5 separate regions of the Mus musculus genome follow, and all the other regions are linked to region 1. The links are chromatin loops, found by intact Hi-C in ENCODE. Cell type or tissue: left cerebral cortex. All regions are shown on one strand. Each heading gives the region's core, and the rest is flanking DNA. Links, peaks and the distances in the headings are about the cores only. Region 1 holds the start of Gm31903 (a long non-coding RNA gene). Region 2 overlaps Lhcgr (luteinizing hormone/choriogonadotropin receptor). Region 3 has its middle 150 kb from the start of Lhcgr. Region 4 overlaps Nrxn1 (neurexin I). Region 5 overlaps Nrxn1 (neurexin I).

Region 1 (6,355 bases), core at 404-5,403:
GTTTCTTTATAACTTAAGACAACCTGATGTGGACCCAGCGAAGGTCAACCAAGAACTAATTTTGAAATTGTAATGACTGTAACATCATGTAGCGAGCCAATCAGTTCTGAAGAAATACGAGCTGGCACACCCAAAGAACCTAAAGTACAAGCAGTCCATGGTATGGGTGATATGGGCTGAAAAATGGCACAAAACTTCTCCTACTGAGCACTGAAAACAAAGGAGAAAAGAACTTTTTAGCACACATAACCGCAGTAAGATAAAATACAATAATAACGAATAAGTCAGGGCCGAGGACCGGTCAGTAGTAAACACACTTGCTATGTGAGCCTGGTTACCTAAGGTTAGATCCCCAGAACCCAGGTTTTTAACAAAACCCCAGAGGTAGCAATGCAAACGCATGCAAGCCTAGTGCAACCGTTTGAAATTTAAGGCAGAGACAAGAGAAGCTCTAGACAAGTGGATCTCAACCTGTGGGTCGCGACCCCTTGGGGTTGAACAAGCTTTTCATAGGGATCATGTGTGGTCATTGAGACACGGTGTCTTAATTTATGATGTGGTGGGGAGAACCAGCCTCAAGGATGTGGAGTCACAAAGGGTGGATCTTAACAGTCAGAAACCATAGCTACCAAGATACAGCTATGTTACCTAGGTTACATCCCAGCTACAGCCCCGCCCCGCCCCGCCCCGCCCCGCCCCAGCCTTCTGAACCAGGACATCCCTAACCACAAAGGAAGTGGATCTACCTGGCAGCAGCTTCTCCCCCACCACCACTGTCTACCTGGATACCTACCCTAGCAAGCCTTCTCTCCCAGGTCACCATAAAAGACAGCTCCACTCTTTAGTTTTTCAGGATAATCTTTGTTTCTTTTCCATCCTTCCTATCCCACACCCAACCCATCAACAAACGCTTTTCTTTCTATAGTTCAGATATGTTTGTCTAAGGATCTTCCACCTCTGGTCACCACTCCTAATCACATCAGCTTTCAGGACAATGGGAACATCGTCCTGAAATCCACACCCTGAAATCCATCTGTAACGCTGCTGGGATTAAAAGGCAAGAAAGGGTGTTCACAGGTAATGAGACCCCTTGGCCTCCATTTTTAGCAATGGGATAAGTATCCCTGGTGTCCTTTTAAAGACACTTGAGGAGGGTCTTTCCTCCCCCCCTCCACCATGCAATTGCATAGTATGGAGGCACTGTGGGTATGGAAAGGAACCTCACCATACTCACAATGCTGGGACCTTAGACTTCTCAATCTCCCGAACAATGAGAAATAAACTTTTGTCCTTTATCAATTACTCCACCTAAGATGTATTGTTATCGCCACATGAACAAATTAAATAATCTGGGTTATTTCAATAAACTCTAAACTGCTTTTTCTGTTTGTAAGTTCTCTACATCACCACTGAAGCCTTTGAGCAGATTCGTCTTAACACAACACCCGACGTTCTGACGACTCCCCAGAAAGCCTTAGTACAACTCCATCCCGACCCACTCACGACCTCTCTGATCTGGAGTCTCACCCACCCACCCTCCAATCATCTGCACCGCTTGCTAGGACAAGCACCTGTTCTAGAATCTGCGCTCCCGCAGCGCCCTCTGCTGGACTCCCTCTACCCTGCAGGATCTGGAACGCTCCATTCCTCTCTTCTAGATGTCATGGCAACCTCCTTATACCGCTCTCTGTTACCTTAGCCTGCTTTGATTTTCTACATAACAATAATCACAAATTGCTATCTGTTGGTTGTCTGCCTCCTCCGCCGTTATAGACCCTTTAGATGAGTTCACTGTTTTCTTCATCGCTTTATTCCCAATACTAAGAGACTGCAGACACAAGATGAGAAGCCCGACAAGATGTTCAGTGTCCAGCAAGATGTCTAATTGCAGTGACATAGTATTTTGAGGCCACTCAAAATGGCACGGCACCCCCTTTTGGCCTCGCAGTGTGAAGGACACCTTTAGGAACGGCTCGACTGCATTTACAGCTTGTTTCTGATGTGAAGAAATTTAGAAAGAAAGCATTCAGATGCGCTTTATGAAGGAATGGTTAAATCCACTCAGAGAGGTTCCTGGGCACGGGAGAAAGCTTTCTAACGACTAAGATAACAAAGGCTTGCCCCTGGGTCAAGGCAGCATGGAGTATTTGGCAAGCATGCATTTGCTTTCTCCGACACTGAGACATGTGAAGAATTGATGGATTATTTTACAAGTATTTTTTAAGTATAAGGATTTAACATATAAGTGATTGTAAAGCGTTTGTTTGAAAATGAAGAAAAAAAGGACACATTTTCCTGTCCCTTTAATAGTTAGAAATGCTTAGAGATAAGCGTAGTATTTAAATCTTTTGGATGTGTAAAATTGTATTCAACAGCAATTTTAGACACAGCATTAGAAATACTTTAAAGAGACCGTCTACTGCATTAATTTTAATTATGCTCCACCGGACTCACAATGCTTTGAAATGCTTATAAAGTGTCCTCAAAATCTTTTATTAATCAAAATTCAAGCACCAAACACACTGCTTCTGACTCCGGGTAGCAGCGGCTTGCCTGAGAGCGCCATCTGCTGTTCAAGTGTGCACTACAAATCAATTTTTTGGCTTTCCTAGCTCGTGCAGCTAGAACCTGTCAGCACACATCATATTACTTTAAAAGCTGCATTTTCTCTTGAGGTCTGGAAGACCATGATGGTGCCAATACCTGAAGGGTAGATGGCAAACCTCAAAGTGGAAGGGCGCGTTTCATTCACGTCAACTTTAATCCTGCAAACCGTGGGCAGCAGTGATTTTAAAGGCACACTATAACCAGCAGATTTTATTCTGGAACTTGACTACTTGCTTCACAACCAGCCAGTACCCTTTTTAAAATTAATTATTGGTTATGAATGATGAATTTGAGGCAGCGTGCTATGAGTGGGTGTAAAATCCTGGGTTCAACCCCAATATTCGGAAAATTAATTATAGATACATTCATATTTCAATACCAGTTAAAGCAGGGATTTACTAATTTACTTATAACAAGAAAAAGAAATCCTCATTTCATGTAACTGAGGGAAAATATTCAGGTAATCAGGTTGAATTCATGGCATGCTCACCACAAGTGACCCACACTGGTAACGCTAACACCTCACCAAGTACACGTGACCCCACACCAAAGCCCTGGCTTAAGGTCAATCAATCAATAGGAAGGGGCCTCCAGAAGGAATGGCCATGTCCAGGGAAAGGAATAGGAAAGAGTAGGTGAAGGTGAAGCTGGAGAGAGCTGATTGAGTGGGGGAGGGGCATGGAAGAATTGATTGGCAGAGAACCAACGAGGACCATTGATGCCACTCAGTCCTTCGCTCCTCAACAATTCAAGGAAAGCTCTGTGATTATAAGGAGGGTCTAAAACAATGCTCTACAGCCTGGTCCCCACAAAGAACTGGTGCAATTCTGTTTTGTTTTGGGATTTTCACTTTTTTTTTTTTTGTTTACTTACTGTCCTTTATATGCTGTTTTGAGATATCAGCCTTAACAGCTAAATAAAAACTGAATTCATCAAATACCCGCTTTCTTATGAGGGATAGAAAGGACTTTTTAAATACGCATTGTTTTTATATTGCAACAGTGTATGATTCTATTCTGTGGACAAAGTTTGTCCTATGGTCAAGAAAAATTGTAGGGCTAGAGAGATGGCCCAACAGGTAAAAGCACCTGCCATCCTGACTTACAACCTGAGTTTAGTCTCTGGGAGACACACATACAGAGACAGACAGAAAGATGGACACAAAGACATCCACAGACACAGAGACAGACAGAAACAGGGACAGAGAGATAGAGAGACAGAGACAGGAACAAAGAGTCAAACAGAAGGACAGACAGAGACAGGGACAGAGAGACAGATAGAGAAAGACAAAGAAAAGAAAAGAAAAATACATAAATAAAATGTAATCTTTAATTCTCAAAAAAAGGAAAACGACAAAAGGACTTTGGCGCTCATTCACTGAGGCCATCAGTGTTTTTCCTTAGGTCTTAGTTTGGTGTCTCTCGCTGTGACAAAGATAAAGACCAAAGTCAACTTGAGGAGAACAGGGTCTATTTTGCTTTACGTGGCCTAATCACAGTCAATCATCCGAGGAAGTCAGGGCAGGAATTCCAGACAGAAAACTGGAGGCAGGAGCCAATCCAGAGCCACGGAGAGGTGAGCATGCTCACTGGTGTGCTCTGCAGGATTTGCTCTGTTTGATTGGTTTATATAGCCCGAGGTCACCTGCCCAGGAGTGGCACCACCCCCAGTGGTCGAGGCCCTCCCATGTCAGTCATTAATCAAGAAAATGTCCCCAGACTTGCCCAGTCATATGGAGACATTTTCTCAATTGAGGATTCCTCTTCCCAGATGGCTCTAGCTTATGTTAGAGTGGAAACAACAACAACAACAACACAAAACACAAAACCTTAAGCAACACACTTTATCTTAGAATTGTTTATCAGTTCTATAAGTTGAAGAAAACTGATGTTAATGAACATGACCCTTGTCCACAGAAAGGCAAACTGATTGTGTTAGGCTAAGAGGATTGTGTTGGCCATTTGTCAGCAGAGGCTCAGAGCATCTAGCACAGTGGTTCTCCACCTACCTAAGGCTGCAAGCCTTTACCATGGCTCCTCACGGTGTGCTGGTCCCTAATCATAATATTTTGTTGCTACTTCATAACTGTAATTTGCTACTGTTATGAATTATAGTGTAAATATCTAATAGACAACCCTTGTGAAAGGATCGTTTGACTCCCAAAGAGGTCATGACCCCAGGCTGAAACCACTGATCTTTTTGTTACTCTGTTTCAGAACGCTGATCTTTTTGTTACTTTGTTTCAGAAGCTCCTACTTCCTATGTCTCTGCTCTTTGATGCTTCTTCAACCCATTTATAACACATCTTACCAGTTCCCTCAGTACTTAACGAGTTAAAAAGAATTCACATTTTATTCCTATTCATGTGTTCATTTCATATTCCTGTGTCATAATTATAACTATTTTTATTTTCTTTTTGGGAGTATAATTATAACATTTCTCCCTTCTCTCTCCTCCCTCCAAGCCCTCCCATATATTCCTTCTTGCTCTCTTTCAGATTTATGGCTTATTTTCATTGTTGTTCCATATATACGCACATAGATAGATATCACTAATTATAAGCTCCATCAGCATAAAGTTGCTATATGTATGTTTTTAGGGCTGATCATCTGGTATTCGACAGCTAATGGTAGGTACGCTCCCAATCCCAGCTTTCTTCAGTTGCCTGTAGTTCTTTGTGTAGGGCTGAGCCCTTGTGGGCTCTTCTCTGCCCACTTTGGCGTGTCTATTGGTGTCATCTTTGTTCAGCTCATGTTTCGGCAGCCATGTTGGTGAGACTTTATGGGTGTAGCTTCAATGTTCCTGGGAAACATAATTTCACAGCAAACTCCCTGCGATTTTCACGCTTACATCTTTCTGGCCCCTCCTTCTGCAATGTTCCCTGAGCTTCGGGTGCAGGAGTGCTCTGTAGATGTACCCTTTGAGACCGGACTCAATAACTCTGCATTTTGAATGGTTGTGGTTTTCTATAGTGGTCTCCATCTGTTACAGAGAGAAGCTTCCTTGATAAGGGATTTAGACTATATTTATCTGTGGATATAAAGACTGTGGTGGTTTGAATAAAAATGGCCCCCATATGCTCATATACATGAATACTTAGAAAGTGACACTATTTGAAAGGATTAAGGGGTGTGGTCTTGTTGGAGTGGGTGTGGTCTTGTTGGAGTGGATGTGGCCTTGTTGTAGTGGCTGTGGCCTTGTTGGGGAAAATGTGTCACTGGTGATGTGCTTTGAGGTCTCAGAAGCCCAAGCCAGGTTCAGAGGCTCTGTCCTTCCTGCTGCCTTAGGATGCAGATGTAGAGCTCTCAGAAGACTCTTCGGTAGCATGTCTGTGTGCCACCATGCTGATAACGGACTAAACCTCTGAAACCATAAGCAAGTCCCATTAAGTGCTTTCCTTTATAAGAGTTGCTGTGATCATAGTGTCTCCTTACAGCAATAGACTACACACACTAAGACAAATGCTTGTTAGACTATTTACTGAATCATGATGACTCAACAACAGAGTGGTTGTAGATTCTTCTCCAATCTCCAGGACTTCAACAGCACAGAGGATTTAGCTAGGTTTCCAGTCCTGAGCAATGATCTCCCTCTTGTTGAACAGGTTTGAAGTCCAATGGTAGAGCTGTTGGTTACAGCTAAGGCATGCGTATCACTACTGAACCTGTAGGATTTACTGGGTCATGATGGTCGTTGATGTGGTCTTAGGAATCGTAGCTGGTTACAACTGTTGGTTCCCTGTCTCCTT
Region 2 (6,355 bases), core at 916-5,915, 100 kb before region 1:
GCTTTCTTTGCCTTGGCGGATCTCAAAGGGGCTAAGAATTTGTGCTTTTAAGAGGCTCCCAGAAGACCCTCATATGTCAAGGTCTGAGACTAAGTATCTCAGGTCTAAATAATATACTAATGATTTTTAACTGTAGATCTTAAACCAAGGAGCCCACTGTGCTGATAGCATGCTGTACAGTTTAGCAGATGAGAGCCAAGGCCTAGGGTTCACTATCTATCAACTTATATCACCTTGAACAAGTTAACCTGCCCAAGCCACTGTGCCCTCATTTGTGAGCAAGGCTGCAGATAGAGGATTATTTATTCTGAGGATTGATCCAGCAAGTGAGAAGGTCGGATTTGTACCCTTAGTGCTTAGCATGATGCAACATTGATTAAGTTTATCCCATGATTCTTGTGAATGAGTAGATAAAGGTTTGTATGCACGCAGCTCAGGGTCTAGATCCTACCACATACTGAAGAAACTGTCTTGTTCACTTGAGAGTTGCACAAAGAGTTCATTGATAAGAACCCCAAGTTTAGGGGAGGAGCATCCCAGCCACCTTGGTCCACTCTCAGGTGCCCCCTTCTGTGATTCATGCAACAAACCACAGCTGTGCTGAAGGCCGCATGCTGTGTTCCAGCAGAGATGAAAAGGAGTGAGCTGTAAGCTGTAGGGTTTTCCCATGGGGATTCACAGCGCAGGAAAAGGCAATTCCAAACAGTGTGTGAACTGTAGGTAACTGAAGGCAGTATGCTGTGCTTAGCCTGAGAGCAAGCAGGTCCTCCAGAACTTCAGAGGCAGGAAAGGGTTAAATGACAGTGGGGAGAGGAGATGCAGGCTTTGAGCCAATCTAACGTGGATAGACAAAAGTAGAAGGAAAATGTATCCCAGGCAGAAGCCGGCAAGAGGACCAGCCATTGAAGAGATATGCCCAGACAAGCTGGGAAATAGAGCTTTTCAGAACTTTGAGAATGTGAGGGTCAAAGAAAGAAGGCTTGGATAAAACAGGAGGAAATTCAGAGTGTTCTTTTGTTAAGAGAAAGGACGGAGATTGGAGGAGCAGAACAAGGATTCTGGGATCTTCCCAACAGAGACAGTCCTTTGTGACTTCAGCCACCTGGACGCAGGCAGTGACTACTCTCTGAACTTGCCCACTGAGAACTCACATCTCAAAGGGATCAGATTATGCTATGAGAAGAACCACTTAGAAGCCTCACTCTTTTGTTTGGTTTGTGGTTTTTGACAAATTCTGAGGCCTCCAAGGTCACAAAACCTCAGACGGATAAGGAGTTCACTGCACTTGGACCCAGTAGCCTTGAGCAGCCCGAGGAGCATTTGACTCCTCCCCAAGCTGCTTGTAGCAAGTTCTCCCTAATCCAACAGGAGAATCTGTTAAATCATGGGACAAAAAGGGTTTCACCAAATGACAGGAAAGGACGAACACTAGCTGAAGCCAAATACACGCACTAGCGACTCCACAGTTTCACCAAGAACGCTATCATTTTCTAGTTTGTCTCACCCCTCCCCCAACCCCTCCGCCCCACCACACCCGTGTGCACACACAGCTGTGAAAGTTGGTGTGAAGCGCAGGCAGGTGTGACTAAGGAAACTGGTTTTTCCCTCACAGGGAGTTAAAAGAAAACATCTACCTGGAGAAGATGCACAGTGGCACCTTCCAGGGGGCCACGGGGCCCAGCATCCTGTGAGTACTGTGGTACAGCCTCCTCTCCCCACAAAGTGCACCCTAACAACCCTGCTGTCACTGCCAGCCGGGCTTGCAACATCTATAGTTGAAAAGGATCAAATGTGCCAGGCCTGTCCTACCAACATGAAGCGCTGCCTCTGACGTAGCCATAAGTCAACCAGTAATGCCAAACACAGGGTATGGCCTCGTGTGCTACAGGGTGGTCGCTCCCCCCACGCCCCGCCCCGGCACTCACTCGGAGAACCCACTCTGACCTGAACTGCGCCTAGCATTTGGATGGCCGCGGCTGAGAGGTTGCAGGTGGATTCTCCCTATAATCCTATGAGGAGTCGGTCTCGAACCCTCCACGAGTTGGGCTTCGATGCACATAAAAACTTCTCCAACCAATGCTGAGAGACTCTCGGGGCTTTAAGTAAAAACACAGACACTCAGAAGACAGCTTGGTAATATGGCCAGTTAGCAGAACCCCAATAGTAGGTTTCATTTCACTGGGCGATGACGTCCCAGACACGTGCGGCCACTCAGAAAACAAACTACAACCTCCTCCATGTCTGGGAAAAGTCTGCGGCCCGATCTAACGATCCGTACAAGACCCTAAGGCAGAACAGAGCACTGCCTTCCTAATCGGCAAGTACCAGAAGCCGGAGGTGGCCTAGAGCCCGTGGGACACAGGCTCCTGTTTCCACTGTTCTCCCAGGAACTTGGACCCTGGTACATTCCAGTTCATACTCCTGCCCTTCCCTGCCTCCCACTGCCATCACTCCCTCCTTGTATCAGGCCCTGAGCCTCCCAGGGGGGGGGCAGACTATCAAGGAGGGCATGCTGCTGGGAAAGGGTTGGGCATTGACCTCTTAGAATATGAGCATGGTTTAAAAACTAAAACTCCTGCCAAACCCCCTCTTCCTGAAATGTTGTACATTTGGGGCTTCCTTAGAGTTTGCCTCGAGTCTAGTAAAACCAAGGAGCTTTGTTTAAAGCCCTGAGCCTCCCGCGCAGCTGTGCTAGCTCGGCATGGTGTTTGCTTGCTTTGGATGGACACATCTAACTAGTTATTAGAGCATGTGTGCTCAGCGTCCTGGGTGGATGATAGCTAGTGCCACATGAAACTCTTAATAGGGTGGATCATCTGCACTTTATGAAAACCTCCCCTGCAGAGCTTAATCAATCAGACACAGAGGCATCAAAGCCCTGAATATTTCCCCCTGGGCCAGAACACAAAAGCTGATGTCACCTATGTGCACACTGTTTTAGGAAGCGAGCAGTAGGGTTTTGTAAAATAGGGAGAGGGTAGGAGAGAGGAAGGGGTGTAGAGTAGACATAAGGAGGGAGAGGCAGAGGGAAGGAGTCAGAGCTACAGAGGAATAAAGACATAGCAGAGAAAAATTCTAGTGACCATATGGAGGGTACAAAGATCCACAGGCAACCTTGAAAAGAGTAGTGGGTGCCTGTAAGATGAAAATCCCACAATAGTTCTTAGGAATTCAGATCATGATGAAAGAAACGATGGATTGTAGGAAAAACAAAATGGAGGAGAGATTTCTCGGACCCTAGGGGAGGGCCTTGGAGTAAAATGTGTAAAATCAGTCAATAAAGGGCCTCTCTCCCCTTTGCGGTTCAGGGATGTCTCTTCCACCAAATTGCAGGCCCTGCCGAGCCACGGGCTGGAGTCCATTCAGACGCTCATCGCCACGTCATCCTACTCACTGAAAACTCTGCCCTCCAGAGAAAAATTCACCAGCCTACTGGTTGCCACGCTGACCTACCCTAGCCACTGCTGTGCTTTCAGGAATTTGCCGAAGAAAGAGTAAGTGAGCAGGAGAGGGGACCGTGTTGCTGCAGAGAAGCTGGGATCTAGATCTAGTCCCGTGGCCCACGGTGCCCCGCTGCAGTCGTGGAGTAGCTTTTAGACAAAACCAAAATGAGCTGTTCCTCATCTTGACGTCTCCATGTGCTGGGCCCTGCGCCTCATAAACCTGCCAAACGCTTAAGTACCGCTGCAGCACCTTTGTAAAACCTGCTGTCAAAGCCCGTTCTCTCAGCAGAAAACATTTTACTCAATCTTGAATTTAATAATTGTCAGAGTACCACGTGGTTTGGTTTTGGGCTTGTTTTGTTTTGCTTTGTTTTTAAGCGATTTGTCTTCCACGGAAAGCAACTTCCATTTCCGAACAGAAACGTTTCCACTACAGATCGGTTAGGGAGCCCTATGAAAACGACCAGAGCGCCTGCGTGCAGCAGAGGGCGCCTGATCGCTTCTCTGCACCCCAGGCTGCGGGTGTGGTGGGTGAAGGAGAGGGTGGCAGCAATTAGGGGGCAGAATTTCATTCCTTACAGCATTCTTTCTCGGGAGTTTTCTAGCTGAGAGGCACCATTCTGCATCCGGACCCAACACGTGTCACATGTATAAAAGAAAGAAAAAGCAACAGCTAGCTTTGCAAAGGTGTGGTGCAGTCACCTAACACTTCCTGCTCTCCCACCCTTGTCTCTAGCTTGTTTTCACTGCAAGCTTTGATGTTCTCTGCTTTTCTTATTGCCCAATACACTGCTCCCAGTGGGAAAATGCAATGCTCTGAAGAGTCATTACTGCCGAGATGTGCTCAATCAATTCATTAGATACTAAGGCACTGTGGAACACATCAGGCTGCCACTGCCTTTGTTTGGAATTAACATATTTATAGCTGATCAACCAGGCTGGAGGGGGCGGGGTGGGGGAGGGGGAGAGAAAGAGAGAGAAAGGAAGCCTTGAGAAGACTTGGTTCTACCTAAATATTTGGAACAGAGAAGACAAACGCACTTGCTGTGCTTAAGGCTCTACCCCCACCCCCTTTTTTGAGGGGGTGGTGAGATGGGATCTCACTATATAGCCCTGGCTGTCCTGAACTCACTCTGCAGACCAGACTGGCCTTGAACACACAGAGATACACTTGGCTCTGCCTTCTGAGTACTGGGATCAAAGGCCTTGGCCACCAAATCCAGCTCAAGTTCTACATCATTGACTGAGCTTCAGACGACTTGAGCTGAGCACTAGCCATGTTCCAGGATGCCAGGCTTGGAAAGACGGGCAGTCATCTCAGCCCTCACAGAGTGGACAGGCGGCATAAAGGAGCGCCAAGGGGGTGTGTCAACAAAGAGAGGGACAAAACGCTCTAGGCTGTAGAGGGGCTCATGGGAGACTTCCTAGGGGAAATGACCTTAACTGAGCTTCTCACAAAAGGCTTGGGGCGGGGGAGGAGTCAAGCCAAGATGGAATGTCTCCTGTGAAGGCATGGGGAAAGAGACACTAGATGGATGTTATTCGAAAGCAAGCACAGGAAGACTGTGGGTAATGAGGGAAGATTACCCACAGAAGCAGCAGCCCAAGGCACTGGTAGGCCAAGGTGGGCTCTGAGTACCCGCCCAAGGGAGTCAGAGGAGGTAGAGCTTCAAAGACTTAAAAGTGAGATTGTGCAAATTTGATTTTATGAAACCTCAATAGGGCAGCAGAATGAAGGGTGGGTTGAAGGTGGCAAAGCTGGTAAAAGACAGACAGGCAGGCAGGCAGACAGACAGACAGACAGACAGACAGACATAGTGGTTTAGGGTAAGGCTGGTTCTGGTCACCTACTTAACTTTTGTAGTGAAGAGGTCAAATGCCTCCTGAAATCATGACTGTTTACTTCAAAGCCTTTTATTCTAGGAGGGTGGAAAGGGGGTTAGAGACTATGACTGTCTGAGCTATCTGTGAACATCATCACACACATTGTCTTGAGTGAGCTTGGCTATGTCTACTCTGTTGCGGGTGCTTCTGGGACCATAAAGCCCAAGGACGCCTTAGAGGCCATGAAGATGAAGAGTTGAAGATCAGTCCGTGGGATCTGGTTGCAAACTGAGGCGTTCTATAGATGACACACTTGGCTGCCTGGGCACAGCTTGCTTGCTTGCTTGCTTTCTTTCTTCCTTTCTTTCTTTCTTTCTTTCTTTCTTTCTTTCTTTCTTTCTTTCTTTTAACTAGCTTTTTTCTTTATTTACATTTCAAATGTTATCCCCTTTCCTCATTTCCCCTCCAAAACCCCCCTATCCCATTCCCCCTCCCACTGCTCACTTACCCACCCACTCCCACTTCCCTGTCCTGGCATTCCCCTACACTGGGCCATAAAGCCTCCACAAGACCAAGGGCCTCTCCTCTCACTGATGTCCCACAAGGCCATCCTCTGCTACATATATGGCTGGAGCCTTGAGTCCCTCCATGTGTACTCTTTGGTTGGTAGTTTAGTCCCTGGGAGCTCTGGGGGTTCTGATTGGCTCATATTGTGGTTCCTCCTATGGGGCTGCAAACCCCTTTGGCTCCTTGGGTCCTTTCTCTATGGGCACAGCTTTCTAAGATATTTTTGGTAACTGTGGAGATAGAATGTGTATCATCCAGTGTTATCATTCGGAGGTCAAGTTCCTGTTAACTGTGGACTTGTCTGCAAATACTGTGCCAGAACTACCCTCCCCCATTAAACATGAGGTGGGTGGGGACTGGGACAGGAACAGAGACTCAGTCCAAGTTTACAAACGCAACAGTGTCTAGAATAACAAGAGGGTTAGTCTTTGAAAGGTCATGTGGTCAAATCCCCATCTTTCTGCATTTGCACACTACCATTACTACAAGGACCTGTTTCGCTGCTGCTGGATAACAGAGCA
Region 3 (6,355 bases), core at 603-5,602, 290 kb before region 1:
GCCCAGTGTTTTGATTTGTTACTACCCTCTCATTAATTAAACTGTCATTCATTGTAACGAGGGGTAGGGATGTATCCATTTCTGGAAACCCTATCGTTCCCAAATAATAATGGGGTCCTAAGTATTCAATGAAGGCCATTGAGCATGGGCGCACTTCTAAGTAAGTCAAGTTGACTATAAATGATGTTTCTCTTTTTAAAGGAGCAAAAAAGAAAAAGAGAAGGAAGTAGAAATACTATTCGGTGAATAGTTGCTAGCAACTGCGTGGTGCTTTTCAGTTGCAATGCCGGAAGATTGTGCTACCAAGTTCTTTGGATTTTTTTCATCCCAAGGAAGTCAAAAAGTTCCACAAAATATGTGTACTTTGTCAGTGACAGAACATAATTAAAACCAGAGTTTCTGAGTTCAAAACATGTTCTTGCCAAGGTTTATCATCAGCACCATTGTCCCCAAGGCCATGCCTGAGTGAATCAGTGGCCAGAACCATTTACCTACAGAGACACCTCTTGGAATCAACTCTGCTTACACATATCAAAAAGCCTTAATGTGTTCTCTGACCCCTGCACAGAATGTGCCCTCAAGTGGGCAAACAGCAGCCCTTCTGCGGGCCCTCCTTTCATGTCTGTTCTCCATCACTGGCCAATTCATAGTTAGGTTAATGGTGAAACTTGAGTCATCTAAACTTGCAAAGAATGAAGAGGACAAATGAGGGATAGAAAGTGCCCTTGATCCACTCCCTCCTAGACACATGCCTCTGAGCAAATGTCTGCAGTTCCCTGAGATTTCTGTAACTCGGCATTCTTTAAAAGCTCCTCAACATTCTCTAGTACTAAATGTTTGGATTTTCACTTTTTTTCAAAAACAATTTTTAATAGATATTTTCTTCATTTACATTTCAAATGGTATCCCAAAATTCTCCTATACACTCCCCCCGCCCTGCTCCCCAACCCACCCACTCCAGCTTCCTGGCCCAGGCATTCCCCTGTACTGGGGCATATGATCTTCACAAGACCAAGGGCCTCTCCTCCCATTGATGGCCGACTAGGCCATCTTCTGCTACATATGCAGCTAGAGACACAAGCTCTGGGGGTACTGGTTAGTTCATATTGTTGTTCCTCCTATAAGGTTGCAGACCCCTTCAGCTCCTTGGGTACTTTCTCTACCTCCTTCATTGGGGGCCCTGTGTTCCATCCAATAGATGACTGTGAACATCCACTTCTGTATTGGCCAGGCACTGGCATAGCCTCACAAGAGACAGCTATATCAGGGTTCTGTCTGCAAAATCTTGCTGGCATATGCAATAGTGACTGGGATTGTTTATGGGATGGATCCCCAGGTGGGGCAGTCTCTGGGTGTTCCTTCCTTCCGTCTCAGCTCTGAACTTTGTCTCTGTAACTCCTTCCATGGGTATTTTCTGTCCCCATTCTAAGAAGGAATGAAGTATCCACACTTTGGTCTTCCTTCTTCTTGAGTTTCATGTGTTTTGCAACTTGTATCTTGAGTAGTTTTAAGTTTCTGGGCTAAAATCCACTTATCAGTGGGTGCATATCATGTGTGTTCTTTCGTGATTGGGTTACCTCACTCAGGATGATATCCTCTAGATCCATCCATTTGCCTAAGAATTTCATAAATTCAGTGTTTTTGATAGCTGAGTAGTACTCCATCGTGTAAATGTACCACATGTTTGGATTTTCAAATTAAAGAGCAGTGTAGATCTTATCTCCTTGGGAAGAAATAAGCCAAATAATTAAAGTTACTTTTAAAGAATGGCTTAAAAAAAAACCAACGTGTAACTCTTGAAAAAAATTAAATATAAAATGAACATGTGCTAAATATTTTATCAGCCCATTAATTAACATGAGAACCAGCAAGACTTTATGATGCATTCAGAAGAAAATTCAAAACACATGCTTAAACAAACCCTGAGACGAATTTACAACCAACCAACCATGGTCAACATCTAGCAATAATCACTTGGATTTCATAGGGCAACCTATTTTAATTTCCAAGAGCCAGGCACCCCCTGCATTACACATTGCACCTCAACTTACAGAGATTGGAAGACAGTTGGTAAAGGGGTCACTGGTGCTCTCAAGAAGGCCCAGGAGCCAAGGGCACTTGTGAAGCCCGGGGAACCGAGTTCGTTTTCTGTACCACACAGTGGAAGGCGAGAACTGACTCTGAGGGTTGACGTCTTACTTCCAAATGCATGACACAGCACTTCCTGCATACACACAAAATAACTTTAATTTTTTTTTAAATAGCCACTACAGCAATGAAATAATCCAGTTAGACATACTAGACAATACCTAGAATAATCTATCTCTCTCTCTCTCTCTCTCTCTCTCTCTCTCTCTTTCTCTCTCTCTCTTTATTCCTCTCCTCTCTCCAGGAGACCACTGAAAAATCTCTTGCTAATTTTCTACTTTTTAACATGGTTTATACACTCAACCCTGAGCAAGGAGAGAGGTGAGAAAATTGCATAAAGTGTTCCAGTGCAAGTCTCCCTACCCGTTACCCCAAAGCTTCAACGCTAAGGAATTCAGTTTAGGATTCCTGCTACCTGACTTATTTAAATAAGAAGAAAAAAACAATCAGTGCTACCTAGGAAACTTGAACATAAAAATCCCAAGGGCACATAGCAGAAATGCAGACTCCCCAGTTCACACCTCCACTCTCCTAAGTCAGGGCCTACATTCTAGCTATGATCTTTGTGTGTTTTACATGAAAAGAAATTTCTCAAATCAGTGTTTCATTTCGACCAGGCATCAGGCAGCTGTGTCATTTCAGCAAGTCAGTTCACTTCTCTAGGCCTTGACTTCCTTACTGTGAAGTAAATGGATCACTGGACTTGACAGCCCCCTTGTGCCTGATAAATCCATTTACGAAGGCTTTCTCCAGGACATCAAGCTCCAGGGCCAATGCCCTGCCATCAGCCTGAACCATGAAAAGATTTGGCTAAGCCTGATTTACATTTTTCTCTTGTGTCCTTCTCTGAGAAGAATAAATTGACACAGTGACCCTAATGACATTACCTCTGTCTCTAGAGCAGCAACAATGTGCCGGGCTTCCCTGGGAGCCAAATGAGTATGAAATCTTGCCATCTGCTTTCAACTCAGGAATCTCCACAGTTTAGGGGACTGACTGAGTGCATTACTGTTAGAGTCGCAAAATAATCAATTCTGACAAGGAAGATTCAGATATGCTTTGCAAATTATAAAAACACGCAAATTCCCTGACAACCTGATAAGGTGACAAAAGAGAATTTCCAGCTTGTTATGTTTAATGTATTTGTTTTCCTCAGTCGAGCTGGCCTGCTCCGCTGGGAACTTCTGACCCAGTGCTGCATATACCAGCCTAGGGCTTCTCAGAGCCTCTGCCTCACCATGGCAACACAGAGCTCCCTCTGTGCTGTGTCAGAACTACAGCTACTCCTTGTTTGAGGGAAATGCTGGCGGGGGGTGGGGGGGGGGTGGGTTCTTGCAAGGAAGCTTCCACATTCCAATGCAGTGCAGATGATCTTTCTATTTTACCCACGTGGATGCAAAATCTATGTAAAGAACAAAAGAATTTGGAACCACAAGTTCCCATGGCAATATCCAAACTCTCACGGATCCTGTATTACCATACTCATCAAAGAGAACCAAGAGCCAGCTATGGCCCTTTGTCACTCAGTGCATGTTTTAGAACGCTCCTTGCTGCCTTGTGTCTCCTCAGATTATTGAACCACTAATGGGAATCTGTAGAACAAGTGTGTTTGCCAGATCAGTGCTTAGGTTTTGAGTTGAGTGGTGAGCAGGCTGACAGTCCCAAATCTCACCTGATGCTCAGATGATGGACCTAGAGTTCAGAGAATACACCTACACTTCTATACAGAGACATCAGTGGCTTCCACATGTAATTTCCACAGTGGTACTTGGTCTGAGCCTGACAGTGAAGAATGCTAGGAAAAAAACAAAACCACTTCTCTTCATATCCCCCTGTTTTGACTCTCCCCTATAAAATAGGAGCATTTATTTGATGCTCAAAAAAGAAATTACTTTTATAGCAAGAATATAAAGAGAAAAAAGTACCCAGTTCATTTGCAGCTTTTGAATTTCAAAACAGACTTTTCAATCTGTATCAGAAAAACTAGCTTGAAAGGCAAAGCCGTCACTAGGGAATACTGGCCTGCCTAAGAAATAAGGACTACCATGCTTCTGAAAGCCCAGCAAGTGTCGGCCAGAAAGCTTTGAAAGAATCAGGGACTTGGGAATCAGAGCCATGAAGAAATGCAAGAGTTCATTTGCATATTTACAAGGTCCAGGCATTAGCAATGAGGAGGCAAATTAGACTCTGAGTTTTGATTGTGTTTGATATAACGTAGAACCACCTGGCAAGACTCTCAGGGAGGGACTGCCTTGACAGGACTGGCCTGCAAGAGTGAGATGTCTGTGGGAATTATCTTCACTACATTAACAGGCATGGGGGGCTCTGACCAGTGTAGGTAGGGGTGGAGAGAGTAGACTGCGCACAGACATGTAGTAATTCACTGCTCTCGGCTCTTGTCTGTGATGTTATGTGACTAGCTGCTTCAAGATCCTGCTGCCTTGATTTCCTGAAACAATCGACTGACTGTAAATTATTTTGAGCTAAAATAAACACTTTTCCCCCTAAGTTGGGTTTTTATTTTATCACAGCAGTGGAAATTAAATGAAGATAGACCTCACTATAAGCCATTGGCAGTTAACAGAAACTGGGTGGTAGACTGCCTTGCTAGAATAAGCTAGGACATGGCTATAGGTCCTAATGTCCTCCCCACACTGTGAGACATGGTATAAAATCTTGATAAAATCCAGACAAGTAAAATGGGCCAAAAGCATACGTAGACACAATCACAGAGACCAAGGAACCTGATAAGAGGCAAGAACACTGACAAATTAGGTATGAGGAGACACAACGCTGGGTGAAATATCCATACTGGTTAGCTTAATTCAAAATAGGGGAGAAAATCCTGCAACTGGAGCAATTTAATGAATTAACAAATCACAGAGTTTTCTTCCATTAGCCAGTCTTTAAGTAAGATGACTGACATGTGAAATAGTAGCCATAAGTTAAGCCTAGATATCTGCTGAACTTCCCTGAACTGCCAGGATAAGGGAGTGCATATTGGATAAGAAGATGGCTACCAGCTGACGTAAACATTCATGGAAGAAACATGTAAGTAATGTTGAGGGTGATAGCCAGTGTAAAATTCTCTTGGCCTAAGGAATTGTGAGTCAGTGTGCCTGGGAACTAGGTAAGAAAGGCCCCCAAACCAGTGTATTAAATCAATGGATAGACTAAAGAATTTGCCCTTGGCTGGTACTATTGGAAAAACTTTAAAAGATGGGACTTGTCATTGGGGGTGTGCCTTTGAGAGATCACAAGACCCCAAGCCAGAGTGTAAATAGCTCCAATCTGGCCATTTTATAGTTTCAATTGGAAATATCTGTCACATGATCATGTGTCGAATACTTTATCCTCAGTGGGTATCAATATTTTAATGTGGCTACTTTTCAAGGTAGCAGGAGAACTTGGCATTTTCACGTGGCACTGGTTTTTCCATGAGTGAAAAATCCATAAGGGGAATTTCACTAATATTTCAGAGAAAAGCCTGCAGAGTCAAGTGATATGTAAGAGATCCCCTCAGGAAGTCTCAGCAGGCTATACATGAGGCTGTGAAGGTAACTCTATTGTTGCAACAGACACCAACGAATCCAGGATGTTGGAGATGCAGGAATGTGGAAACTATTCTTGAGGAAACCAACAGGTACAAAATGAAACCAGTTATGAAAGACACTATGTATTTCAGATGACAACACCATAGGGGTAGGACTGACAGAGCCCACTGGGGCCCACTGATGACACACCCTGTGCCTCAGATATTGCCCTTCCAGGCTGCAGTCTTGCTTTGGTCCAGTCTTACCTTGATGCTTTCCTGGTCCTTCTGTTTGGAATAAAGATTTTGCCTTTGTGCTTTGTACATTGGAAGTTTGTAACTTTCTTTTTGATTTGATAGAGACTTAATATTAAGAGGTTGCCTTCAAACACATAAGTGGATGCTCACAGTCAGCTATTGGATGGATCACAGGGCCCCCAATGGAGGAGCTAGAGAAAGTATCCAAGGAGCTGAAGGGGTCTGCAACCCTATAGGTGGAACAACAGTATGAACTAAGCAGTACCCCGGAGCTCTTGTCTCTAGCTGCATATGTATCAAAAGATGGCCTAGTCGGCCATCACTGGAGAGGCCCATTGGACACACAAACTTTATATGCCCCAGTACAGGGGAACGCCAGGGCCAAAAAGTGGGAGTGGGTGGGTAGGGGGGTGGGGG
Region 4 (6,355 bases), core at 583-5,582, 1.8 Mb before region 1:
TTCTCAAAGCCTGTTAATTTCTCTGCCATGGCCTTTGATCTGAAGAGGCGGCAGTGATTGTAATACCATTTTATTTTGCCCTTTGTCTTTAATTCTCATCTCAGCTTTCATTGCTGTTTGGTAGGCATATTCTTGAGCCTATTTTTCATTGAAAATCTGCAAATCAATGTTCTATTGGTTAAAGAGTTTTTATCTCCGGGTATACAATTGTAAATTTTCCCCCAAGGTCTTGTTTTAAATGTAAACCAAGATATGTAGTTAGAAATTGTGATTTCTTCTTCTTTGAATGCTTGTGATTCAGCAAGGGAAAACACTATACAAACTCTTTCTCTACATATATATTTTTTTTCTAATAGCTCCCTCCTTGGCTGTAGTACTTAGAGAAAATGGTGCGATACTGGCATAGCACCTTCGACAAATATATATCCTCTTTTCTTACACTTGATGCATAAAAATGTGTCTGCACGAAGAACATAGGACTGACGTTCACTGGAGGCTGCGCAGAGCTAGGTTAGCAGAATGAACAGAATCAGTACCTCACGCTCTCCAGTCAAGCCCTGTTTTCACCACTAGGACCGCCCCCTCCCATAGACCAGGGAGTCAGGATTACTGTGCTTGTTGAGTGATTTACTGCAGCTCCTCTGCATCCAACCTAAGTGGACAAGAAAATTCTATCCCAGTGTTTTAAGAGGATTCAGAAAACTCTGTGCCAACTCTGATACCTGTCCTTTTGAGTGATTTTATCAGTTCTATGAGGGAGTAAGCTAGCAGATCTGGCCCAAGGAACTGAAGCCTATGTTTCAAGGAGACAAGGGGCTAAAGGAGATTGGAAGGGCTTAACAGATATTCAAGAGGATCTGGGTCCTAAAATGTCACTCACACACTCCTTAAAACTCTTTTCATCTTAACTGCAGGAAGTGCCAGTAATGAAATATTTACTCCCACGTGAAATCTTGATTCTGTTTTGCCACTACTTTAATTCCTCCAGAATTAAGCTAGTTTCTCTGTTGAAAACTCAGTGGATCTTGGTGGCACGGTCAAGAAAGAGCTCACACAACCTAGTGTCCACTGCTTAATTAGATGTATTGCCAGATTACTAAATAATAGAATAATTAATTATTTAGTAATGGCTAATATCTTACGTGAAGCATGGGTATGAAGATATTTCAGCATATCAGATAGAGCCCTCTATGGACACACAAAACACAGGACAACAGAAGTGGAGGAAGAAGACAGAACAGGTGGGGGTGGCAATTCGGTTCAGAATGGTGTTGTGTCAGGAAAATGACATAGATTCTTTCTTTTCCTATCTGCCAGACTGCTCGTAACTCATCTTAAAATTATCTCCAGAGTTCTGGCATACTTGTTCGTACTACAGCCCAATTATAACAAGCCAGAACAATACTTTATGTTAGGAGGAACTGACAAATTATTGGAGATATGCACTTGTACTTCCTTGTCTGTATATGTGTGGGGTGAGGGGCCGTATATGTGCACATATGTATGCAGGTACACACGTACTCTTGAATTTTGAGATGAGTCACGTAGCTTCAGACTCTCTGGGTATTTGAAAATGACTTTGAATTCCGGACTATCTACCTCTGAAGTACAAGTGTTACAGGCATGTACTACCATGCCAAGTTAGATTATATATTTAAGGAATTTACAGCCATATTATATTTTTCAAAAACCTACTGGACTTTGAATTGTATAGTTATTTCAATATAGATACTAAGTACACATATAAATACATAGGACTGTCTTATAATTGGTGGCAAAATGTTATAAAATATTTGAAGTAGTATAGTATACGTAGAAAAATTAATTTTATTATTGTAGTTTTAAGTGTGGATCATGACAATTAATTATTGTTAGCCACAGGTTCGTTTCCCAGTTTGCCATTTCTCTGTTTTTCCTTTTAAAAATATAATTCTTAAATTATCTATTTATTTAGCTTTTCATAGGTATATTCATGGGTGTCAATGCATCATGTGCATGCAGTGCTCCTATAAGCCGGAAGAGGGCAACAGATCACCTGAGATTGGAATTACTGATAGCTGTGAGCCCCCACATAGGTGCTAGGAATTGAATACTGGTCCTCTGGAAGAACAGCCAGTGTACTTCATCCCTGACCTGTTTCCCCAGTTACCAATCTCATCTTTTCAAGTACTGTAGCTGTAAATACAGTGAGAAAATAAAACCCACTAGAAAAACCTCTTTCATGTGTGTTTATCAAGTGTTGAGTGGTGCCTTGTCTGAGGTGCTGTATAAGAATAGCAGTTCTCACCAGTGAATAAATGTATGCAGTAATATACATGAAAAATAAGTACATGGACTGGTGGGAAAATGAGGAGTCTACATCTTAGAAGGAAATTCTGGACTCCTTACTTAGTACAAAAGGGTTCAAGTGATACAGCTGTTGCTCCTTAAAGTCTAACAAAAAGCTGGAGACCGGAGGACTAAAGTCCCCAGAGCCATCAAGTGCCCCTGTCTCCTGTAGGTTTATCCCCTTATATCTCTACTCAGTAGAGACCAATTTGAGGATATTTGCTAGTATCCCTGTCTAAGGTTTGACTTTTCTGGAGAATTACTCATCTGTCACCAATTACACTGTAAAAAATTAAGTGGAAATTCCTAGAAGTAAATAATTCTTAAACTTCACATTCCACCCTGTCTGAATTACCTTCAGAAATGTCATAAAATCCTGTGTTCTCCTGGGATGTGTTGTCCTATGTGATGACCATTAGACTCCTGTCAGTATTCGATATTTTTTTTTATCAGATTGATTATTGAGAAATTAAGTAGCCTTTACTTATTAATGCCCTAAAGTTGCAAATACAGTTATGCAAAGAAAGAATAGACAATCCTGGGCAGATGTCATACAGACCCTAAGAGAACACAAACGACAGCCCAGGCTACTATAACCAGCAAAACTCTCAATCACCATAGATACCAAGATATGTAGTTAGAAATTGTGTCTTCTTTGAATGCTTGTGATTCAGCAAGGGAAAACACTATACAAACCCTTTCTCTACATATATTTTTTTCTAATAGCTCCCTCCTTGGCTGTAGTACTTAGAGAAAATGGTGCGATACTGGCATAGCACCTTCGACAAATATATATCCTCTTTCCTTACACTTGATGCATAAAAATGTGTCTGCACGAAGAACATAGGACTGACGTTCACTGGAGGCTGCGCAGAGCTAGGTTAGCAGAATGAACGGAATCAATAGCTAACACTCTCCAGTCAAGCCCTGTTTTCACCACTAGGACCATCCCCCTTGCAATGAAGTGAGGATTCCTTACACATAGCACAGTCCTCACATACTTCCTCTACTGATAGTTACAGTCAAGAAAATAAACCCAGGCAAAACACAATCTTTATCTTTAATCTTTATCTCTTAATCCTTTCTCTAAGACTTTTAAAGAGATGGCTGGCTCCCTTTTATATTTCTGCCTAGAATATGCCACTTCCAAGAATTGCCAGCAGGGGGCATTAAGGTACTGGAAAATCAGCTCAGCCTGTTACCTAAGAATCCAAAGTGACATTACCTCCTAATCATGTCTGTCTGTTTGTTTGTTTGTTTATTGTTAATATTTTAGTAAGTCCTTATTCACATTTATTAGATTGACAGCTGATATTCATTATTGGAAATATACTTTGTGACTAGCATCATTATTTAGGTAAAGGTTTGTTTGGTTTCATTCATTGTTTTTAATGTGAAGAAAAGAAGCATTGGAGAAAGAGGAATATGGCTGATACGGCAAATGCATCTCACATTAAAAAAAACTTCCCTAAGTATTCTTTTTAATTAATGAATGTATTACATTAATGAAATACATCAAAGACATAAAGGCAGTGTGGCTTTGATTCCTTGGCACCTATGGGACAAGCCTTCTTTTCTCTGCCACAGACTCATATTTTGCAAAGATAAACAGTGTGCCTCCCCTTATTGTCACATCCACGCATCCACAGTGAAGAACAGCCGCTCTTCAAGGCAATTGCAAATTGAGCTTCCTCATCTGCCAAACCTGCCTGCTTTCCGAAAACTTCCCTCACGGTTAGGTCAGCAAGGTAAGAGAAGTAACCTGGGATGGAGGTAACCAACCTAAGGCAGGAGAAGGGCAAAGGCTGGACTGCTTTTCATTTGATAACATAACAAAGTACATTAGGAAATTCACCATGGTCTAGCCTAAGTTGTTAAATGAGACATTTCTCTTTGTAAGAAAAGAAAATACCAGTCCCAGGCTTTGTGCTCCTCCAAGATGATTTCAACATGAAAGGACTGTCCAGTATCCTGGTCCTAGACCTGAGAATGGATCTCCAATATCCATAGAAAAATACCTAGCAGGCAAAGATAGGAAGATAGGATGGATCGCTGCCAGCCATCCTAGCAAAACACAAACAAACAATCAAACCCACAAACATACAAAGAAGACCATGAACTCCAGGTTCAGTGAGAGAATCTATCTCAGAGAAATAAAGTGGGCAGTGACAGAACAGAACATCAATGTCCCAATGTCTTCCTGTGGCCTATACACACACACACACACACACACACACACACACACACACACACACACACACATACACACACACATACACACACCCCAATCCACAGGCACGTGTACCTCCACTCCAAATACTCACGCATACACAAAACGCACATCAAAGTTCTGAAAAGGAACCTGAAAGGTTTAGCAGTTTCGTAGTTACTGCTGGATCTGAGGTTCTCTTTGGGTTTCTTGGTCTCTGTGGTGGGTTGTACATGCTTGGCCCAGGGAGTGCCACTATTAGGAGGTTGTAGCGTTGTTAGAGCAGGTGTGGCCTTGTTGGAAGAAGTGTGTCACTTTGAGACCCTCTTCCTAGCTGCACTGAAGACAGTCTTCTCCTGACTGCCTTCAGATCAAGATCAGACCTCTTGCTCCGTCTCCAGCATTGTACCTGCCTGGATGCTGCTATGCTTCCTGCCATGGTGATAATAGAATAATCCTCTGAACCTATAAGCCAGCCCCAATTAAATGATGCCCCTTATAAGAGACGCCTTGGTCTTGGTGTCTCTTCTCAGCAATGGAAACCCTAACTAGGACAATCTCATTAATAAAATAATTTCGAGTTGGCTTAGAAGCTCAAGGGCCATTTTATTGAGAGAAAAACAAGAGGATAAGCAAGAAAATTCTCAGCAGCTTCTGGAGGAGGGAAGTGGTAAAGAGGAAGAGAGAATTACAGGACTTTTTGATTTAGGATCACAGGACACCAGTAGTTCAGCAATGGAGATCAGCAAGCAGTGTATGATAGGAGGGGAATAATAGAACTTCATAGAAAGAGAGAGACCAGTAATCAGAGAATGCATGTTTAAGTCTTTGGCCAATATCCAAAAATGGGGATAAAGAAAATGGGAGAGAAAGGCATGCTTAGTGTCTCCCTGCAGATCTGAATTTAGAAGGTGCCCATCTGAGGCTATCATTATCTCAGGACTAAGGATTGCATTAGAGACATGTATTAGACATAGAGTAGAGACAGTTTATTAACAAAGTGAAACCTTTACTTCTGAAAGTAGGTATGACAATTGAGCAGAGAGAGAAGGCCTTAATTAAGCCTTGGTCCACACTCGAATTGCCCTTTATTGGACATTTGTGTAGCATCTACATTTCTCAAGTTTAGACACTGCAGGTTTTCTCCTATGTGTTTTAGTTGCATGAGTGTGTGGTGGGAAGGACTTCTGGTCTTTATCTGGGAGGTGGCTTCTTTTGTGTTCGTCTTGATGTTTTATATTCAGTCCTTACTTCCTGTCTATACAGGAAGTAAGGATGAGGACAACAAAGGTCAAATGACTTCTAAAGCCATGAGAGAATATTTAAATTAGAGTTATTACGTTGGTTAGCTGACGATTTTGAAAATCAGGCAAAGATCATTGTACTTGAGAGAGGGATCCTGAACGGAACCTATAGAGCTCACTACCCCAGAGATCTCTGAGGTCGTTTCATTACTGTGTACCTGAACTAGGCTGCCTGGCAGAGCACTAGCCCAGGTGTGTTACATGTAACCTCCAACCTCTGGGAATCCATTGCAGGCGCACCACCTACATATTTCTTTAATATGTTCATACCCAGCACTCATTCTCACCAAATCTTACTAGCTTCCTATTTTGTAAGATTTGACATTTGACCTTTTTTTTCTTTTTCCTGAAAGTTTTTAGGTTGGATTTGCTTTTCTTTTGCTTTTTTTTTTTTTTTAATTTTCAACATTGAAAGTTTGAGTATTTACTGTCTTACCAAGTTTATATAGATTTAGATGTCAACCGTATTTGTCTTTCTGACATGATTAATATATTCCAAATCCATTATTTCAGT
Region 5 (6,355 bases), core at 828-5,827, 1.9 Mb before region 1:
CCCTAATACACACATGCACACGTACACACACACACACACACACACACACACACACACACACACACACACACACACATCTTCCTGTTACTTATCCCTCTATCTTTGTCATCTATCTATCTATCTATCTATCTATCTATCTATCTATCTATCTATCTATCTATCTTCCTATCTGTTTCTCTCTGTGTCACACACACACACACACACACACACACACACACACACACACACACACATCTTCCTGTTACTTATCCCTCTATCTTTGTCATCTATCTATCTCTATCTATCTATCTATCTATCTATCTATCTATCTATCTATCTATTTATCTATCTATCTATCTTCCTATCTGTTTCTCTCTGTGTCACACACACACACACACACACACACACACACACACACACACATATGAATGATGCTTAGTGAGCTGTTGGGAAAGGCTTAGCAGACATTTTTTCGTTATTGAGATTTCATTTTTCTAGTGCTTTAGAAGACAAGTTAGCAATAGGATAAAATAACATTAGATTCTACTTGCATGGCTCCAATGTGAGAACCATAGCCACATATCCTGTCATACGGATCCGGACAAAAAGACACTGGAGAAGCTGACATTGAACTGTCACTGAGAGGCTTGGACATCTCACCAAGGGATGGAGTAGCTTCTAGAGGGCAGAGGAGTAAACCCAGATTTAAGCACAGCTCCCTCTCTTCTCCCCTGCTTTGTCCTGGTGCGTGGCAAAGCCTCTCAGATATCATTACAGGCATATTTCCTTTTAAAAAACGGATTTATATTGATGGAGCCCGTTCATTTGATTCAAGAAATAAATGCATTGGAGAGTTACAGAAATGGAGAAGGAAAATCTAAGAGTTGTCATTCTAGAGGGAAAAAATGCCTTTTAAACAGGCTGAAATAAGAAAATATTTTGCTTTATGTAATTGTGGTTCATATTTACAATGCTGGATCCTAGTTTGTCACATGTAAAATATGTGTTAATGGTGTTTCCCTTCTTTCATAGGAAGCCCCTTGTTAAGTTCAAAGGGCTCTCTCTCTCTTTTGCAAACCTAACAGGAGACTCAAAGGAATGCAGTTTAATAAGCTTCTCTGTTTCTCTGTCTTCTCTGAGACAGAAGTGAGCTATGTATTTGGTATTCAGAGGATGCCCTCATTTGCATGGTGGACTCAGGAGGCCATTTCTAAGGAAAGGGGAAGCCTGAAGTTCAGTATACTGGCCAGGCCAACTATGAGCTAATAAAATAATGCCTGGTTTATGTCAGAGAGTTTTCAAGGCACATACATGATCCTCCTGAGAGACCTCAGAGGGCATGTCAGAGATTCAGATGACTAGAAGCATTGCTTGAAGGATTTAATACTTATAGTCACAGTTTGTCATCATGAACAATGAAATTCCATGGGCTGTGACTCTTCAGATGTTTGGAACAGCAATTCCTAAAAGCAAACATTTGCTTTTTATTTATTGCAATGGATATAAGCTTGATAGTATGCTACAAGAGGGTTCTTTCTGAGACGAGTGTGTGCCTGTACAAATCTTAGACACATTTTCTTAATACATGGACTACTTTTAGTACTGATGAAAAGAAAAGCATTTTCCATAATAAAGAAATGCCGAAACCATGAATTAATTACATGAAGAGTGGACAAAGTCAGATTTTAAGTTTAAGACTCTTACTAAATGTTTAAAAAAAAACCAAAAACTCAGTTTAAGTCAGAGGCTAATCCCCACGCTGAGTAGATGTGTGTGTTTGTTTGTGGCTGCATGGGCACATTCCCGTGTGTATGGCTGTGGGTTTGGACCCTAGAAAAGGGTGTTGGGTGTCTTAACTGTGGCATTCTTCATCATACTCCTTAGAGCCACAGTCTCTCGTTGGACCAGGAATCCCCAGCCATACTCCTGTTTTGTCTCTGCCTCTCTGCACTGATTTACAGGCATGTGCATGGCCACGAAGGCTGTTTGTGTGGATTCTGGGATACCAACTGGGGGTTTCATGCTTGTGTATGCAGTACTCTTACTTACAGATCTACCTCTTCAGGTTGACGTATTTATTTATTTATTTATTTAATCCAATAGTTATCCTGCTCAATTCTGTGAAGCCACTGTGCTTTCAGACCTCTCAGATGAGGTCACAAAACAAGAGCTGCTCCCTAAAATTAGGCTGAAGTTTCAGGTTATAAGTGGGTTTGTGACTTTTAATAGGAACAGCAATCCCAAGAAACACTCTGGAGGGAGAGCGTGATGTAACCCATCACATCCTTGCTCTGCAGGACTTCGGTGCTAGCCAGATGCTATTTACTGAGCACTGACTCCTGCTGAGGGTCCTGCCATGAAGTTACCATCCCAAGGAACACACTGCGTCTGAGCACTCACATGTAGGACATGACAGGGAGGAAAGCTATGGCACTGCGTGTGGGTACCGCAACTGGGCTGAGCATGAAGACTTTTTGAGAAAGCCTTGTTTAAAGGATACAGGAAGAACAAGTGAAAACAACCAATGGCTGCTCTTTCTTCCCTCGTGGGCAGCCACGGGAACTAAGGATGAGTTTATGGGTATGAGACATGCAGGGCTTCACACCTGGAACTGACTGTGCCTGCCAGTCACGTAGGAATACAGGAAGCAGGAGAATCACTGTATCTGAGTCAGTGGGTTTATTTTCATTGACATTCACCCTCTGAGAATTAAATGTATTCTGACTTATCCACACCCTGTTCAAATCCATGAAGAATCTTTACTTCTCTAAGGGAAAGCAGTCAGCTTAGCTACACTGCATGCCTGGTAGTTCCTGAAGTGCAGAATTCCGTGTTCTTCTTAGAATAACTCACCAAGGATGCCCAGGAACGACTAGAGATGTAGTCAGAGATCCTCACTACATGTCGTGAGCATCCTGAACCAAGGCACAATTTATGTTATACAATCTTTAACTCACTTTTTAATGGGTTTGACTTTGGTCAGTCCTCATCTGAAGTCACTTGGCTAAATCAAATTTCTGATGTTTTCACTTACATTACTATACCTAAAAGAACCACCAGAGGGCAGCATAGGGCCATGCACTGTTACACAGTGTTGGGGAGGGGATTAATTCGCTCCTCTAGTGCAGGCAAACAGAATGCCTTTGTTTCCAGAATGTAAAATTCACATTTAGCCTTGACAGCCATTCAGGCTTTTGTCCAAGACTGGGTTTTATCTTGTAATTGTGGAAATATGAAACCCAGACCTCTCTCCTCCCCACCTCGATTCATATGGAAATCGTCATGAACAAGCCTCTACCCAAGGAGAGTTCCAGAAAAGAAATTCCGTGCTGATGACCTTGTTCTAGCGATCTTTTCTCGCACTGCCCAAGTCTCCTGGGTGTATGCCTCTCCCTGCTGATACAATTTGTTTTCATCTTTATTCCCAGCTGCCGATGTCTATTCCCTTTGGCTATTAAGTACAAGCTGCAACACGCAAGGAAAGACACAACATTCATGTACTCTGGACTGATCTCATAGCATGACTCTATTTATTCTGGAACTTTTGAGTACTGACCCCTTTAGTGAAATAATGCAATCCCTCCGTGTGCTTGTCTTGTCCTAATTTGGCAACTTCTATGCTAAAATATATGGAAAGGGGCTGATATTTATTGAGTCCCTATTAAATACTCAATGGATTTAAATGAGGTTATTGTATGTAATCCTTATGAGTGTCCGGGATTTGAATTGAGGTCAGTCTTGCTTATTCATTTATGTAGTTCAAGAATAAAAATAGAACAGACGAATAGTTTTGGGTCTCCATCTTCCATGGGTGTCCTTATTTAAGAATTAAGTTAATCCATCAGCAAATTGAGGCTTTTAAAAATTTGATTGGGGCCCGACTATGGTCCTAGGTGTATAGCGGACAGTGCCCTCAGGTGGCCACTTAGCAAAATTACACCTTGTAACTCTGGCTACATCTAGGTCATCCAGGGGGTGAACACTTTGTCCCCTTCTCCTTTATCCCTCTTACAAATCCCAAATTAATTTCCTTCCTCATCTTTTAGCATTTTCCGTATCTCCATTCAAATCTTCGACTAAAGGTAGCTAACTGCCGGCTACTGAGTTTCCCTTGGCCAAGCGAGTAAAAGGCCCCCTAATCAGCCAGGACTTTCCATTCCAACGGATTCCATGTCTAAGTGGAGATTTGCATACATCCTATGCATGTTCTTTTCTTTTGTAACGCAGATCAGTTTGTTCCCTAGCGGATCTCTTTCTCTGGACCTGGACATGAGGCACACCGGCCTGATCTACCTTTTCACATTGTGCTTTGAAAAACATTTTATTGAATGTTGTCACTTCCAAAGTTTTGATCACATTTAAACATGTCTGAGCTTCATTGCTTGACATGTGTGACTTTGGGTAGCTCTTTTGTTCTTTCCTAGATCCTTTTGCTCAGAGAGGAAATGTTCAGATAAGAATTTGACTTATATTGACAGTGGAAGAAATTCTTGTTGGCCTCTTGGTCATGATGTAGTGAGATTTACTAACACGTTCTTAATTTGTGTGAGGTTATTTTAAGGATTATTTGAAAATTGAAGAGACAAGACACCTTTTCAGTGGCTAACCATGAGGGCCCTTAGAGGGGTAGGAATTTGTTGTAATTGCTGCACGGGATCTCCAGAAGACCTGGGTGTCCCTGGCACCTGCTCCCTCCCCCTAGTCCTGTTTCCCAAATATCATCATGCTTCTGAGACCTTCTTTCTTCCCTGCCTGCTGGCACTGCCCTGACGTAACATCTCATTACTGGCAGTGGTTCAGATTTGGAACTCTGCTTTATCTCACTGTCAAATTCCCCCAAACACGGGATTTAAACCCAATGAGTGGACCTGCCACTGTGGGCTCTAGAGTGCAGCAGGTGCTCTCCCAGCTGTGGTGGCTGCTCTCATTTTATAAATTGGCTATAAATGCCCAATTAGATCTTTCATGCATGCAGTACAAACCTCCTGAGAAGGGTGTTGCCCTTCTAAGGATCTCTATGTCTCAGAAGGAAGCAGGGTGCTTTGCTTCTCTGATCGAGCGGGGCTCTGCACAATCGGCAGAAGCTGGGGATGCTGTGGTTGGCAGTACACTTTAGTGATTTTTTTTTTTTTAGCTGCAGTGCAGCTGAGAATTGATGTTCAGTGGGGAAAGGGACTACTTTGGAGGCAAGGACCACAGCACAAAACAGTGACAATAAGGCAGTGAGTCTGACAATGTAATACTTGACAACTTTGTTATTCCCTTCCCCACACAAGAGTTACAGCACAGTCACTGCGAAGACAATTAGAGACATAAAACCATTGTTTCTTTTGAATCTATTGGATTCCCAGACTTTGCCAAAATCAGCCCAAACCTATCCTCTTGATTCTCAAATCTCCGACAGTTTGTTTTAATCCACTTTCGCCATCCCCACCTCTAGGAAGATACCCTTCCCGGATGCACACAGTTGTCTGTGATTTGTTTAACGTTCATTCTGAGTGTTCTTCTCTTAATGTTCATACTCCAGGCCAGCAAACACTATTGCAGCTTAAAGGTCTGTAGCCTGTACGTACAACTCTGTCTTGTTTAAATCCTCCATCTCTCTCTGCCTAGAGTGACATCCTCCGGATAAGTGACATATCCAGTCATGTGTCATGTGAATGTTCTCAAGATCCAGCCTCTTACTACCTGACTTTTTAAAATCAGTTATAAATGTATTTATTTTACGGGTGTGAGTGCTTCATGCACATTGATGTATGTGTGCCACTTGCATACTCTGTACATACAGAGCAGGGAGCCAGACCTCAGTGTCAGAAGAGGTAATTGGATTTCCTGGACAGACTCACTAATGGTTATGATCCATTATATGCATAAGAACCAAACCTAGGTCTATAAGTGTTTTTAACCCCTGAGCCATCTTCCCTGTCCCCTAATTCATCATTTACATGGACCAGGGGAAGCAAATTTTATCGTTGATATCAGCCTCAATAGATTGCTACTGAGGGCCCAAAACAGCAACTGAGAAGCATTCCGAAACATTTGTGGATTTACGAGCAGAGAACTCGAGAGTGGCAAGTCTAGATGTGAGATGGAGATGAGCCACAGGTAGCCACAGACTGTATTCGAGTTTCTGGTAATGTTCACCCCAACTAGGGCAGCTGCTTTTCATTTCATCACCAAATTCCATTATAATTTTACACAGGTCAACCCATCTGGACGTCTTAATTTCTTACTAGTTGCTAAGACATCAAAAGCTAACAACCCTAGTTTATCTGTAGGAGGTGCCTTCTCCCCCTCCAATCCTAATTCCTGACTCCTCGTCATTCATCACACACAGACACCCTTGATGTCCTTTGATGTTCTGAAACTTCAGACA

What was found. Hi-C counts contacts between places; a loop is a spot of excess contacts. Peaks named below come from ENCODE experiments on the same cell type or tissue, not always from the same donor. Only the 100,000 strongest peaks of a DNase experiment are listed, where the experiment ranks them.
Region 2: a loop joins it to region 1, with 12 times the contacts of the local background. A loop is called at or near these places in 29 of 42 quality-filtered maps.
Region 3: a loop joins it to region 1, with 4 times the contacts of the local background. A loop is called at or near these places in 3 of 42 quality-filtered maps.
Region 4: a loop joins it to region 1, with 7 times the contacts of the local background. A loop is called at or near these places in 13 of 42 quality-filtered maps.
Region 5: a loop joins it to region 1, with 12 times the contacts of the local background. A loop is called at or near these places in 7 of 42 quality-filtered maps.

The regions. Positions count from the first base shown.
Region 1 is chr17:88,648,412-88,654,766 of GRCm38, reverse strand. Gm31903 (a long non-coding RNA gene) reads left to right here and starts at 705. Exons shown (of 3, transcript XR_385909.2): 1 at 705-815; 2 at 926-1,077; 3 at 1,395-1,738. It overlaps Gm38460 (a long non-coding RNA gene), which reads right to left and starts at 863. Exons shown (of 3, transcript XR_385907.2): 1 at 794-863. In left cerebral cortex, for the core only: CTCF peaks have their summits at 1,626 (motif pointing left) and 2,565 (motif pointing left); DNase peaks (open chromatin) are centred at 1,619, 2,069 and 2,568; H3K4me3 peaks cover 944 bases; H3K27ac peaks cover 476 bases.
Region 2 is chr17:88,750,883-88,757,237 of GRCm38, reverse strand. Lhcgr (luteinizing hormone/choriogonadotropin receptor) reads left to right here. Exons shown (of 11, transcript NM_013582.3): 8 at 1,613-1,687; 9 at 3,309-3,494. Among named protein-coding and RNA genes, the nearest start is that of Lhcgr, 38 kb to the left of the region's middle. In left cerebral cortex, for the core only: a CTCF peak has its summit at 3,921 (motif pointing right); a DNase peak (open chromatin) is centred at 3,939.
Region 3 is chr17:88,934,985-88,941,339 of GRCm38, reverse strand. No RefSeq gene overlaps it. Among named protein-coding and RNA genes, the nearest start is that of Lhcgr, 150 kb to the right of the region's middle. In left cerebral cortex, for the core only: no CTCF peak of the experiment used is centred there; a DNase peak (open chromatin) is centred at 3,432.
Region 4 is chr17:90,498,373-90,504,727 of GRCm38, reverse strand. All of the region lies in intron 17 of Nrxn1 (neurexin I), which reads left to right. It overlaps Gm32337 (a long non-coding RNA gene), which reads right to left. Exons shown (of 2, transcript XR_877116.3): 2 at 1-6,355. Among named protein-coding and RNA genes, the nearest start is that of Gm32337, 40 kb to the right of the region's middle. In left cerebral cortex, for the core only: CTCF peaks have their summits at 3,263 and 3,463 (motif pointing right); DNase peaks (open chromatin) are centred at 1,336 and 3,478; H3K27ac peaks cover 1,458 bases.
Region 5 is chr17:90,581,823-90,588,177 of GRCm38, reverse strand. The region is part of intron 15 of Nrxn1 (neurexin I); the gene reads left to right. Among named protein-coding and RNA genes, the nearest start is that of Gm32337, 120 kb to the right of the region's middle. In left cerebral cortex, for the core only: CTCF peaks have their summits at 3,038 (motif pointing right) and 3,903 (motif pointing left); DNase peaks (open chromatin) are centred at 2,581, 3,061, 3,858 and 4,859; H3K4me3 peaks cover 446 bases; H3K27ac peaks cover 3,113 bases.